Regions from separate parts of the Homo sapiens genome. Here all the other regions are linked to region 3. Evidence: chromatin contacts called from ENCODE Hi-C or POLR2A ChIA-PET data. All regions are on one chromosome and are shown on one strand. The core of a region is the stretch at or near the end of the contact, and the rest is flanking DNA. Distances in the headings are between cores, read along the strand shown.

Region 1 (4,099 bases), core at 604-3,103, 2.7 Mb before region 3:
GCAGAGCTATTTTTTTGTATTTTTAGTAGAGATGGGATTTCACCGTGTTAGCCAGGATGGTTTCGATCTCCTGACCTTGTGATCCACCTGCCTCAGCCTCCCAAAGTGCTGGGATTACAGGCGTGAGCCACCGTGCCAGGCCTTTATTTTTTTTTTTTGAGATGGAGTCTTGCTTTGTCACCCAGGCTGGAGTGCAGTGGCACGATGTTGGCTCACGGCAGCCTCCGCCTCCCGGGTTCAAGTGATTCTTCTGCGTCAGCCTCCTGAGTAGCTGGGACTACAGGTGCATGCCAAGACACCCAGCTAATTTTTGTATTTTTAGTAGAGACGGGGTTTCACCGTGTTGGCTAGGCTGGTCTCAAACTCCTGACCTCGTGATCCGCCCACCTTGGCCTCCCAAAGTGCTGGGATTACAGGTGTGAGCCACGGCATCCGGCCCTGTAAGTCTTCTTTCAGAAGTAACTAGGCAGCAGAGTTTTGAAATAGTTGAAAATCCACAACTTCATTTTCATATTTTTATATTTTAATTTTTTTTTTTTTTAACAAGAAAGGCCCTCCTTTGACACAATTTCATTTTAAAACTCTGAGTTTGGTAGGTTTGTTAGAACCTGACTTATGTGTATTGATAGCAGCTTTTAGTGTGTCTGGTGGTGGTGATGCTTTCCTTTTTTTTTTTCTTTTTTTTTTTTTTTTGAGACAGTTTCACTCTTGTTGCCCAGGCTGGAGTACAGTGGTGTGATCACGGCTCACTGCAGCCTCTGCCTCCCAGGTTCAAGTGATTCTCCTGCCTCAGCCTCCTGAGTAGCTGGGATTACAAGCATGTGGTGTCACCACGCCCGGCTAATTTCTTTTTTTTTTTTTTTTTTTGGAGACGGAGTCTCACTCAGTTGCCCAGGCTGGAGTGCAGTGGTGTAATCTCGGCTCACTGGAAGCTCCGCCTCCTGGATTCACGCCATTCTCCTGCCTCAGCCTTCTGAGTAGCTGGGACTACAGGCGCCCGCCACTACGCCTGGCTATTTTTTTTTGTATTTTTAGTAGAGACGGGGTTTCTCCATGTTGGTCAGGCTGGTCTCGAACTCCTGACTTCAGGTGATCCGCCTGCTTCGGCCTCCCAGAGTGCTGGGATTACAGGCGTGAGCCATGGCACCTGGCCTGAAACTTCTTATAATGGTAAAAAAAGAAAAATTATCGGCTAGGCACGGTGGCTCACGCTTGTAATCCCAGTATTTTGGGAGGCCGAGGTGGGCGGATCACGAGATCAGGAGATCAAGACCATCCTGGCTAACATGGTGAAATCCTGTCTCTACTAAAAAATACAAAAAACTTAGGTGGGTGTGGTGGCGTGCGCCTGTAGTCCCTACTACTTGGAAGGCTGAGGCAGGAGAATGGCATGAACCCTGGAGGCGGAGCTTGCAGAGATCGTGTCACTGCACTCCATCCAGCCTGGGCTACAGAGCTAGACTCCATCTCAAAAAAACAACAACAACAACAAAAGTGAAGTTTCAAGAATTTGTACTATCGGTATATTTTTATTATTTATTTATTTATTTATGAAACAGAATCTCACTCTGTCACCTAGGCTGGAGTGCATTGGCTGGATTTCAGCTCACTGCAACCTCTGCTTCCCGTGTTCAAGCAATTCTCCTGCCTCAGCCTCCTGAGCAGCTGGGACCACAGGCGTGTACCACCGTGCTCGGCCAAGAATTTTTACTATTGGTATACTTTCCTTTTCAACTTGAGAGTATATGTGAAATAGGAGAAATTAGAGCACTGAAAGCAGAAGTCAGAAGACATTGTTGTGTTTCCCTTCCTCTTGTGGAAATTCCCATTCTTTAGCCCAGATTCTCAGCCTGCTTGCCTCTGCTTCGCACTGGCTCCATACACATCTTGCTGCCCCACACCCGCAAATAAATAGTGTAGTGGTGTGGGCTTTTGGAGAGTACAGAGTTACAGCTTCAGAGTTTACAGGGCTTATATGTAAGTGTTATTTTTGGGAAAATATTTTATATCAGTGGTTTGGGAATTTGCTGCACCAAAATATTTCCCAGTGCCCTTCCCTCAGCACAGCCCGCTGCTTCTCTTCCCCTGCCAGCTAGGTCTGCTTTAGGCATTGTTTTCTTCCTTCATTTTTGTTAGATTGAATGAACTATAAGAAATTACCAATATTTCATCATATTTGACTTATAAAAACATTTTCATATGGTTTAACATAATTGTTCTTTTTTTTTTTTTGAGACAGAGAGTTTCACTCTTTCACCCAGGCTGGAGTGCAGTGGCGCAATCTTGGCTCACTGCAACCTCTGCCTCCTGGGTTCAAGTGATTCTCCTGCCTCAGCCTCTCGAGTAGCTGGGATTACAGGTGCACGCCACCACGCCCGTCTAATTTTTTGTTGTTGTTGTTGTTCTTTTTGTAGAGACGGGGTTTCACCATGTTGGCCAGGCTGGTCTCGAACTCCTGACTTGAAGTTATCCACCCCCCTCAGCCTCCCAAAGTGCTGGCATTACAAGCATGAGCCACCATGCCCGGCCACTCACCAAATACATTTGATTTAAAAAAAAAAAAGGATATTGGTCTAACAACCTTTTCCCTATTTGATTATTCTTAGTCAAGTTGCTATTTAGCTTTCAGTTTATGGAACCCTTTTAATCTTATTTGTAGCTCTTGATAACCATGTGTGGTAGATATGACAGATATGAGACTTATTTTACAGGTGAAAAACCACGAATCAGATAGATTTTTATTTGCCCAAGTCACATAATGTTAAGAACAGGCCAAGTGTGGTGGCTCATGTCTGTAATCCGAGCACTTTGGGAGGCTAAGGCGGGTGGATTTCCTGAGCCTAGGAGTTTGAGATCAGCCTGGGCAACATGGCGAAACCTCATCTCTACAAAACATACAAAAATTAGTCAGTGTGGTGGTGAGAGCCTGTAGTCCTGGCTACTTGTGAGGCTGAGGTGGGAGCATCACCTGAGCCTGGGAAGTCGAGGCTGCAGTGGCAACAGAATGGGTAACCTGGACATCAGAGTGAGACCCTGTCTCAAAAAAAAAGAAAGAAAGAAACAGAGCTTAAATTCAAATCCAAAAAGCTTAAATTCAAATCTTTTAAAATTCAAAGCCTCTGTCTTTCCATGTTACCACATTGCTTCTCTGTTATTTTTCACATTTACATAGATAACATATTTTCATGCTATTTTTTTTATATTTTTATGCCCCTACCATTTTTATTTAAATCCATCAACAAATATTTGATCACATACTATTTGCCCACTATTTCTTCAGACAGTTTTTTTGTCCCTCTTTCTCTCCTGGGCTCTAATCTTATGTAGGTTAAATTGATTGCTATTGTCCCACAAGTGGGCTCTGTTTTTAATCCCCCCACCAACGCTCCCCCTGTTTTTTTTCTCTCTGTGTTTCATTTTGGATAATTGCTATTGCTGATCTTCAGGTTCACTGATGTTTTCTTTTGTAGTTTTCAGTCAGCTATTAATACCATCCAGTGAATTTGTATTTTAAGTATATTTCACCTATAGACGTTTGATTTGGGTGTTTTATTTATATATTCGATTATCCATTATGTTCATGTTTTTCTTTACACCCTTTAGTGTACTTGCAATAGCTGTTTTTTTCTTTTTTGAAGCGGAGTCTCACTGTGTCGCCAGGCTGGAGTGCAGTGGTGTAGTCTCAGCTCACTGCAACCTCCGCCTCCCAGGTTCAAGTGATTCTCCTGCCTCAGCCTCCGGACTACAGGCACGTGCCACAATGCCCAGCTAATTTTTGTATTTTTAGTGGAGACGGGGTTTCACTGTGTTGGCCAGGATGGTCTTGATCTCTTGACCTCGTGATCGCCCACTTCGGCCTCCCGAAATGCTGGGATTACAGGCGTGAGCCACCGTGCCCAGCCGTAATAGCTGTTTGAGGTCCTCATGTGCTAATTCCATCATGTCTGTCATTTCTTGATCTTTTTCTATTGATTAAGTTTTGTTATTAGTCATATTCCTGCTTTACAAGTGTGGTAATTGTTTATTAGATTCAAGGGGATCCCTCCACAAATCTCCTGTGACCATTCTCAGTACAGAACTCTTTATTCTCACTCTTTCT
Region 2 (4,113 bases), core at 140-2,639, 2.6 Mb after region 3:
TCACTTGAGGCCAGGAGTTCGAGACCAGCCTGGCCAACACAGTGAAACACTGTCTCTACTAAAAACACACAAAAAAATCAGCCAGGTGTGGTGGCACATGCCTGTAATCCCAGCTACTGAGGCACAAGAATCACTGGAAACTGGAAAGTGGAGGCTGCAGTGAGATCGCACCACTGCACTCTAGCCTGGGCGACAGAGTGAAACTGTGTCAGGAAGAAAGAGAAAGAGAAATGAAAAGAAAAAACAGAGCAAGAAAGAAAAAGAAAAAAATAGAAAAAGTTATTTTCTCAACTCTACAAGGATCATCCTCCATGGCCAGGTTAACAGCTCTTTTTCTGGACCCCGGTGTCTTCATTGCTGCCACTTATTTGCTTTCTGATCTCTAGCTGGGTCTCCCTAGGCTCTTCTACTTCGCTGGAGAAAACTAACCCTACGCAGCCACATAGCATTCCTATCCCATAGCCCTGACCATGCTCAAGCTGCAAGACCTCTACACATCTCCATGTGCTGAAACTCCTCCAAGCACACTGTCAGGGACTCTGTGGGAGAGAAGCTGCCGGACAATCTGCCTAATCCTTGACTTCATCGCCCGTGGCAGAATTGGAAACCGCCCCACAAACCTTGGCATAAGGTGCAAGGTAATCCAGAGCTGTGACGTGCAACCGAAACTTGTGGGTTTTAGTGAATTTTCCAAAGCAGGTCCCCAGCGACACCAGCTTGTCCCCGGAAATATTGGCGGCCAGCTTCATAATCTTCTCACTAAAAGGGTAAAGGGGGAGCAAGGTTGCGGATGAAGGAGGCTCGTGGGACCCAGGACCCCTCTCCCCTGGGTCCATGCTGCCTGCCCGGCCCCGCCTCACCTCACATAGTACACCCGGTCGTTGTGCAGACGGAAACAGTAGGTGCCATCGGGCCGGTCCACCAGCAGTTGAAGATTCTCCCCAATGCTGAGGGCAAAAAGAGGACTGGAGACCGCGCCCGAACGAACCGGTCTCCGGCACCGCGCCCCCACTCCACCCTTGGCCACCACACCCACACACTCCCGCGTCCGCCCCGCGCGCTCCTACTATTTCGCTATCTTCTCAAACATGACACGGGTCTCCTCTTCAGTCAAAGGCCGCATTTTTCCCCCTGGGTTGGAACACCGGATCCTCGTGCCTTGGTAACTGGAAACGGAAGTCGGTCGCTCGCTGCTCCCCGGCAATCCCAAAGCCTTCCTCTCTAGCCCCGTACCAATAGTTCGTCTCGCTAGCGCCCAATAGTCTGGACGACCGCAGGGGAAAGCAAGCCGGCCGGATGAGAAAGCATAGAGACCGGAAATGTGCCTGTTTCTTCCTGTCCTAAGTTCGGAGTCAGCGCCCCTTGTGGTCCGGAAGGGAAGTGACGTTGTTGCTGGGAAGATGGCGACCGCGGCGACTATCCCATCGGTAGCCACGGCCACAGCAGCGGCTCTCGGCGAGGTGGAGGATGAAGGGCTCCTGGCGTCGCTGTTCCGGGACCGCTTCCCCGAGGCCCAGTGGCGCGAGCGGCCCGATGTGGGCCGCTACCTCCGGGAGTTGAGCGGCTCGGGGCTGGAGCGGCTGCGGCGCGAGCCCGAGCGCCTGGCGGAGGAGCGGGCGCAGCTGCTGCAGCAGACGCGCGACTTGGCCTTCGCTAACTACAAGACCTTCATCCGCGGCGCCGAGTGCACCGAGCGCATCCACCGCCTGTTTGGCGACGTGGAGGCGTCGCTCGGCCGCCTGCTCGACCGTTTGCCCAGCTTCCAGCAGAGCTGCAGGTGCGACGCGCCTGGCGCTAAAGGGGTTTTATAACTGTAAAAGCTGACATTTACGATGGTAGAAATAACTAACACATAAAGCGTTTACCACGTTCCAGGTTCTCTGCTGAGCGCTTTATTAATCCATTTAAACCTCACAACAGCCTTCGAGATAGGTACTGTTATTCCTTTTTTATCTTTTTTGAGACGGAGTCTCGCCCTGTCGCCAGGCTGGAGTGCAGTGGCGAGATCTCGGCTCGCTGCAACCTACCTCTGCCTCCTGGGTTCAAGCGATTCTCCTGCCTCAGCCTCCTGAGTAGCAGGGACCATAGGCGCGCGCCACCACGCCCAGCTAATTTTTTTGGATTTTTAGTAGAGACGGGGTTTCAGCATGTTGGCTGGGATGGTCTCGATCTTTTGATGTCGTGATCTGTCCGCCTCGGCCTCCCAAAGCGCTGGGATTACAGGCATAATCCACTGCGCCCAGCCCTGTTATTTCCATTTTACATATGAGCAAGTCAAGACAGAGATTAGTGACGTCCAAGGACACAGCTAGGAGGTTTCGAATTCAGAACTGGTTACCCAGAAGCACGTCCCTCCCTCGAAGGGCAGTTGTGGGCACAAAGAAAAAGGATTCATGCAAAGCTCTTATTATCGGGTCTGACACAGTTAACATTATAGGTGTGAGCTGAATATATGTGCACATTTATATACTTATTTTATACGAAAGCGTGGACCGGAGGTCATCTGCTTCAAAACTTCCATTGACGGGAAGGTGACAAGGAAATCCTCGCATTTGAGGGCATCAGATATCAAAAAGTCTCTCCATTTGGATGGCTGGATGTGGTGGCTCAGCCTGTAATCCCAGCACTTTGGGAGCCTGAGGCTTGAACCCAGGAGTTCGAGAGCAGCCTGGCCAACATGGCAAAACCCTGTCTCTATAAAATAAAAAATTAGCTGGTCGTGGTGGCGTGCGCCTGTAGTCCCAGGTACACAGGAGGTTGAGGTGGGGGGGTCAGTTGGGCCCGGGAGATTGAGGCTGCAGTGAGCCATGATTGTGCCACCGCACTCCAGTTTGGGAGGTCGAGGCTGCGGTGGGCTGTGATTGTGCCACTGCATTCCAGACTGGGTGACAAAGTGAAACTCTCTTAAAAAAAGAAAAAAAGGCTGGGTGCGGTGGCTCACACCTGTAATCCCAGCACTTTGAGAGGCCAAGGCAGGCGGATCACGAGGTCAAGAGATCGAGGCCATCCTGGCTAACATGCTGAAACCCCCATGTCTACTAAAAATACAATTAGCTGGGCGTGGTGGCACGCGCTTGTAGTCCCAGCTACTCGGGAGGCTGAGGCAGGAGAATTACTTGAACCTGAGAAGCGGAGGTTGCAGTGAGCCAAGATGATGCGTGCCACTGCACTCCAGCCTGGTGACAGAGCAAGACTCCGTCTCAAAAAAAAAAAAAAAAGTCCTTTGTGAGTCATATTCTGTCTCCATTATCCCTAGTTCTGCCTTCCAGCCTTTCATGATTAAAGTTTAATTTTTCTTTTGAGCCTTTGGATATTTGACAGCAGCTTTTGTACCCTTCCATGCTCCAGAATAGATAGGGGACTTGATAAAGCAGGTCTCTGCAAATATGGAGAAGTGTTGAAAGTAGACTGTGGCAGGAACTATGGTTGAACATTAGCATAGGAGAAGATGAAGACCTGAGGGGAAAGATTGTGGATTCTAGGCAGTTAGTGCTTCATTTTGAAAATAATGATAGCTACTGTTAAATATTTAACTGTGTCTCTTTTACTATTTTTACTTTGACGCATTCGCTCTGTTTCAAGTTCTATGTTAAATGCTTCACACACATCATCTCATTTAGTTCTTACACCCTTATGAGGAGGGTCCTATATACTTTTTTTTTTTTTTTTTTTGAGACGGAGTCTTGCTTTGTTGGCCAGGCTGCAGTGCAGTGGCGCCATCTCTGCTCACCGCAACCTCCACCTCCTGGGTTCAAGTGATTCTCCTGCCTCAGCCTCCTGAGTAGCTGGGACTACAGGCGCGCACCACCATGCCTGGCTAATTTTTTGTATTTTTAGTAGAGATGGGGTTTCACTTGAACTCCTGGCCTCAAGTGATCCGCCCACCTCAGCCTCCCAAAGTGCTGGGATTACAGGCGTGAGCCACTGCGCCTGGCCCTATATACCGTTTTACTAATGAGGAAATAGGTTCAGAGAGGCCAAGTACCTTGCCACAGCCAGCAAGTGGCATATCTGGATCTCCATCTGTTAGATTTATTAATTGTATGTTTTTGGACAAGTTGCTTAACCTCTCTGGGATTAAAAATTTCCTCAATTGTAATAATACTTACCTTA
Region 3 (3,938 bases), core at 1,061-3,560:
TTGGAGTAGCTGGGACTACAGGCCACACCAACACTCCTGGCTAATTTTTGTATTTTTAGTAGAGACAGGGTTTCACCATGTTGTCCAGGCTGGTCTCAAACTCCTGACCTCAGGTGATCCACCCGCCTCGGCCTCCCAAAGTGCTGGGATTACAGGCGTGAGCCACCGTGCCCGGCCTCCACTCAATAAGAATTTTCTTACCAATTCTCCAAACTTTTGACCATCTGTACCATATAAGTAATGCTGAAATAAGTGTTCATAGGCATGTTACTTTTCCTGTATTTGGAATGACTAACTATACTACCCTTTCATTTTTCTAGTTTTATTGTAAAACCCTGGGACTTGATTCTGATTATCTTACAAGAACCAGAGCTTAAATCAAACAAACTAGAGATGGAGATTCTGGAGCTCCTGATAATTTAGAAGCCAGAGACATAAGAACAAAGAGGGAGAATGAAAAAGTATTTGGACAAAATAATAATACTATTTTAAAATAAGATATACGAAACTGGATGACTTTAAAACGTAACACTAACACTGGGGATTCAAAATACTTCTAATCCCAGCATTTTGGGAGGATCACTTGAGCCCACGAGTTCAAGACCAGTCTGGGCAACATTAAGAAACTCTCCCCTCCCGACCCCGACCAAAAAAAAAAAAAAAAAAAAGCCAGGCGTGGGCCTGTAGTGTCAGCTACTACTCCCAAGGCTGGGGCGGGAGGATCACTTGAGTCCTGAAAGGTCGAAGCTGCAGGGAGTGCACTACAGCACTCCAGCCTGGGAAACAGAGTGAGACCCCCGTCTGCAGAACAAAAACAAAAATAAATACAAAAAAAGAGGAAGTGTTTTAATTTCTTTTTTTTTTTCTTTTTTTACACAGGGTCTCACTCTGTCCTCCAGACTGAAATGCAGTGGCACGATTACCGACTCACTATAATCTCCACCTCCCAGGCTCAAGCAATCCTCCTACCTCAGCCTCCTGGACTATAGATGCGGGCCTCCACGCCTGGCTGTTTTTATTTTTGTAGAGAACGGGATTTTGCTATGTTGCCCACGCTGTTCTCCAACTCCCAAGCTCAAGTGATCATCCCACCTAGCCCTCCCCAAGTACTGGGATTACAGGGGTGAGCCACCACATCTGGCCAGTTTTATCTTCTAATGACTATTACCAAGTCCCCCTATCCCAGAAGTTCTGAGGAAGCAAATTTCCCACAAACTATTGGCTTGTAGGTACAAAAGCCAAAAGGCTTCTACTGGGAAAGGAGAGGGAAATATATACATATATATTTCAACTATTATTAAATTAGAAAAATACAGACATAGGAAGGGTATAGATAAAACAAGATTAGGCATGAGTTGATCGTGTTTGAAGCTGGATGAGAGAATTCATTATACTCCTGTCTGCTTGAAATTTTCCATAATAAAAAGTTAAAATATTACACATAATTTTAAAATTCAAGTTTCCCCTAAAGATCTAAGACCAGACTTTAAGTTTACTACGACAGACAGTGTCTTTTGTAATTAACCTACAGCTCCTGGGTCCCGACCCTCCTCAAAGTTTATGCTGTTGAGTTCCAAGAGGTCACCTCCAGCACCCCGGAAGAAGAGCACCGAGAAAAACAAAGAGGAGAGGCGCAAGGATCCTTCCAAGACCTCTCACTACACACGCAGGGATCCGAGAAAGCGGGCAGAGGCCGCTCCTTACTTCAGCGAAAGAAATTGTAATTTTCTCAGGCCAAAGTGGACCCAAGTCCGTTCCCCCAACCCAGGAACAAGCCCAGGAGGCCACCCCGCCCGGTGGAAGCGGCCCGGACTGGAGGGCATCCGCCTCTCGCGGCACTGGAAGCTCTGACCTTCCCGAAGTCTCTCCGGGCCAGAAAAGACGGGGTAGGGGTGTCGCCGAGGAGCCCTCGCCGAGGCCGCGGCGTTTCCGCCCCAAGGAAGACACACCTCGGGGCAGGAAGACTAGGGGAAAGTTAAGGGGCTTCGAGGATCCAGGACCAGAGGCCTCCGACCCGCTCGCGGCCCTGCCACGCCCCCCACCCAGGCCTGGGCAGCCTCCTGCGCCGCGGGCCCTCGAGGGCCTGACCTCCGGTCTGACCCCCACTTCCACTATCCTTCCCTTTCTCCTCAGCTGCCCCCTCCGAAGTCGTTTGAATCCCGGGCCCTAGCGCTAACTAGAGACCGCTAAATCAGGAGCGCAGAGAGAAGAGGAAGACAGAGACCTCTGACGCCGAGGATGCCACACTCACCTAACCGAATCCTGCCGTGAACGCAGCAGACACCGACTTCAGGGTTCACCATCCAAAATGGCGACTCCCTCGGCCTCAGCACAACAAGCGCGGGCGGAGGGATCCACGGGGCCGATATAGCCACGCCCTCCTTTCCAGGGATTGGCTGCGCGATCGCCGCTGCCGGGACCCACGCGCTGACTCGGGGCACCCTCCCTCGGTTTCCTTTGGAGTCGGCGCGGCCGGGGACTACTTCCCGCGGCGGGGGCACGGCAGACGTTGGGGGAAGCGCCACGCCGACTGAGTCAGCTGCTGGGGGCATGCCCTTAATTTCGCTCTGGGCGCGGGGAGGCCAGCCACAGCTGTTGATTCTCGGACTCTGCGCCCACGGCCTCACCGCGCCCAGTGCCTTGGTTCCGGATTCTTCCATAACCGGCTGCCAGTACCGCCTCTCTGACGCCGGGAGTTGCTCCCTAAGATCTGCTGCCGCCTTTCGCTGGACTTTCCCCCTGGGTGGAGCGGCCGAGGGGGTTTCGAAGCCTGCGTATCCCTGACTCTTCACCCAGCGCCTCCGTGTCCCTCTACGGGCTCTAAGCGTTCCCCCGCCCCGCTTTTAAGCCGTCCGGTTGCCCTTTGGACCAGCATCGCTCCGGTCTGTGTGGTATAATTCAGTAGTGTTTCCTCAGCACCACAGTCTCTGGCGATTTCCCTAATTTATCTCGGTATTCAGAGAAAACTTTTTCCTTGGTTACCTTTGTTTTTAACTTGAAAACCATTATCGCTGCTTAAGCCTGGAAGGGACCTTCCCAGCACTTTGAGAGGCGGGGCGGGAGGATCGCTTGAGCCCGGGAGTTGCAGACCAGCCTGGACACCATAGTGAAACCGCATCGCTACAAAAAAAAAAAAAAAAAAGTTAAAAATTAGGGGAGCAGCAGTGAGCACTTGTGGTCTCAGCTACTCGGGAGGCTGAGGCAGGAAGATCGCTTGAGCCCAGAAGGTCGCTGCTGCAGTAAACCGTGATCACGTCACAGCACTCCAGCCTAGGCTACAGAAAAAAAGAAAAAGGGCCGGGTGCGGTGGCTCACGCCTGTAATCTCAACATTTTGGGAGGCCGAGGCAGGTGTATCACCTGAAGTCGGTAATTCGAGACCAGCCTGGCCAACACAGAGGAACCCCGTCTCTACTAAAGAGGAAATTACGCATGGTGGCGCAAGCCTGTAATCCCAGCTACTCCGGAGGCTGAGGCAGGAGAATCGCTTGATTCTCGAGTTACAGTGAGCCGAGATCCGGCGATTGCCCTCCAGCCTGGGCAACAAGAGCGAAACGTCTCAAAAAAAAAAAGGGAAAAAAGAAAAAGGGGCCTCCAGAAGGAAGTCATCTGCTCCCTGCTGTGGAGGCTGCATCTAATGCTTGTACCGGGGCAGTCATATGACAAGTAGGAGCTAGCCCTTATCATAAGATGTTGATGTGAATTTAGAAATACTGTATCTTTATAAACGTTTGCAACATTTCAAGATAAAACCAGGTTCCATGCCAGGCGCGGTGGCACATGCCTGTAATCCCAGCACTTGGGGAGACTGAGGCAGGTGGATCACCTGAGGTCAGGAGTTCAAGACCAGCCTGACCAACATTGTGAAATCTCGTCTCTACTAAAAAAAATACAAAAAAAAGAAAAAATTAGCCAGGCGTGTAGGCACATACCTGTAAT

The links. Hi-C counts contacts between places; a loop is a spot of excess contacts on that map. ChIA-PET counts read pairs that join two places held with the same protein, here RNA polymerase II (POLR2A). Pooled maps may share reads with other maps.
Region 1: a map of PC-3 shows a loop between it and region 3 (18-fold over the local background). The contact joins the enhancer-like site here to the promoter of IST1 in region 3. A Hi-C loop is called at or near these places in 1 of 168 maps with a recorded cell type or tissue (PC-3) and 1 of 50 pooled maps. POLR2A ChIA-PET finds 5 or more read pairs at or near these places in 2 of 52 experiments (activated B cell and activated CD4-positive, alpha-beta T cell).
Region 2: a map of naive thymus-derived CD4-positive, alpha-beta T cell shows a loop between it and region 3 (10-fold over the local background). The contact joins the promoter of COG8 here to the promoter of IST1 in region 3. A Hi-C loop is called at or near these places in 1 of 168 maps with a recorded cell type or tissue (naive thymus-derived CD4-positive, alpha-beta T cell) and 4 of 50 pooled maps. POLR2A ChIA-PET finds 5 or more read pairs at or near these places in 1 of 52 experiments (HEK293T).

What each region holds. Positions count from the first base shown.
Region 1 is chr16:74,587,390-74,591,488 of GRCh38, reverse strand. All of the region lies in intron 1 of GLG1 (golgi glycoprotein 1), which reads left to right. Among named protein-coding and RNA genes, the nearest start is that of GLG1, 18 kb to the left of the region's middle. Within about 2 kb of position 1,853, at least 3 of the 41 ENCODE cell types and tissues checked have a DNase peak (open chromatin) inside an H3K27ac peak, as active enhancers do.
Region 2 is chr16:69,336,840-69,340,952 of GRCh38, reverse strand. COG8 (component of oligomeric golgi complex 8) reads left to right here and starts at 1,389. Exons shown (of 6, transcript NM_032382.5): 1 at 1,389-1,777. The coding sequence starts at 1,401. It overlaps NIP7 (nucleolar pre-rRNA processing protein NIP7), which reads right to left and starts at 1,181. Exons shown (of 5, transcript NM_016101.5): 1 at 1,068-1,181; 2 at 861-947; 3 at 621-759. The coding sequence starts at 1,123. RefSeq lists enhancers at 803-882, 1,063-1,182 and silencers at 1,603-1,652, 1,663-1,712.
Region 3 is chr16:71,893,903-71,897,840 of GRCh38, reverse strand. It overlaps IST1 (IST1 factor associated with ESCRT-III), which reads right to left and starts at 2,310. Exons shown (of 10, transcript NM_001270975.2): 1 at 2,252-2,310. It also overlaps a transcript of ZNF821 not described here. RefSeq lists enhancers at 2,053-2,242, 1,970-2,535, 2,413-2,922.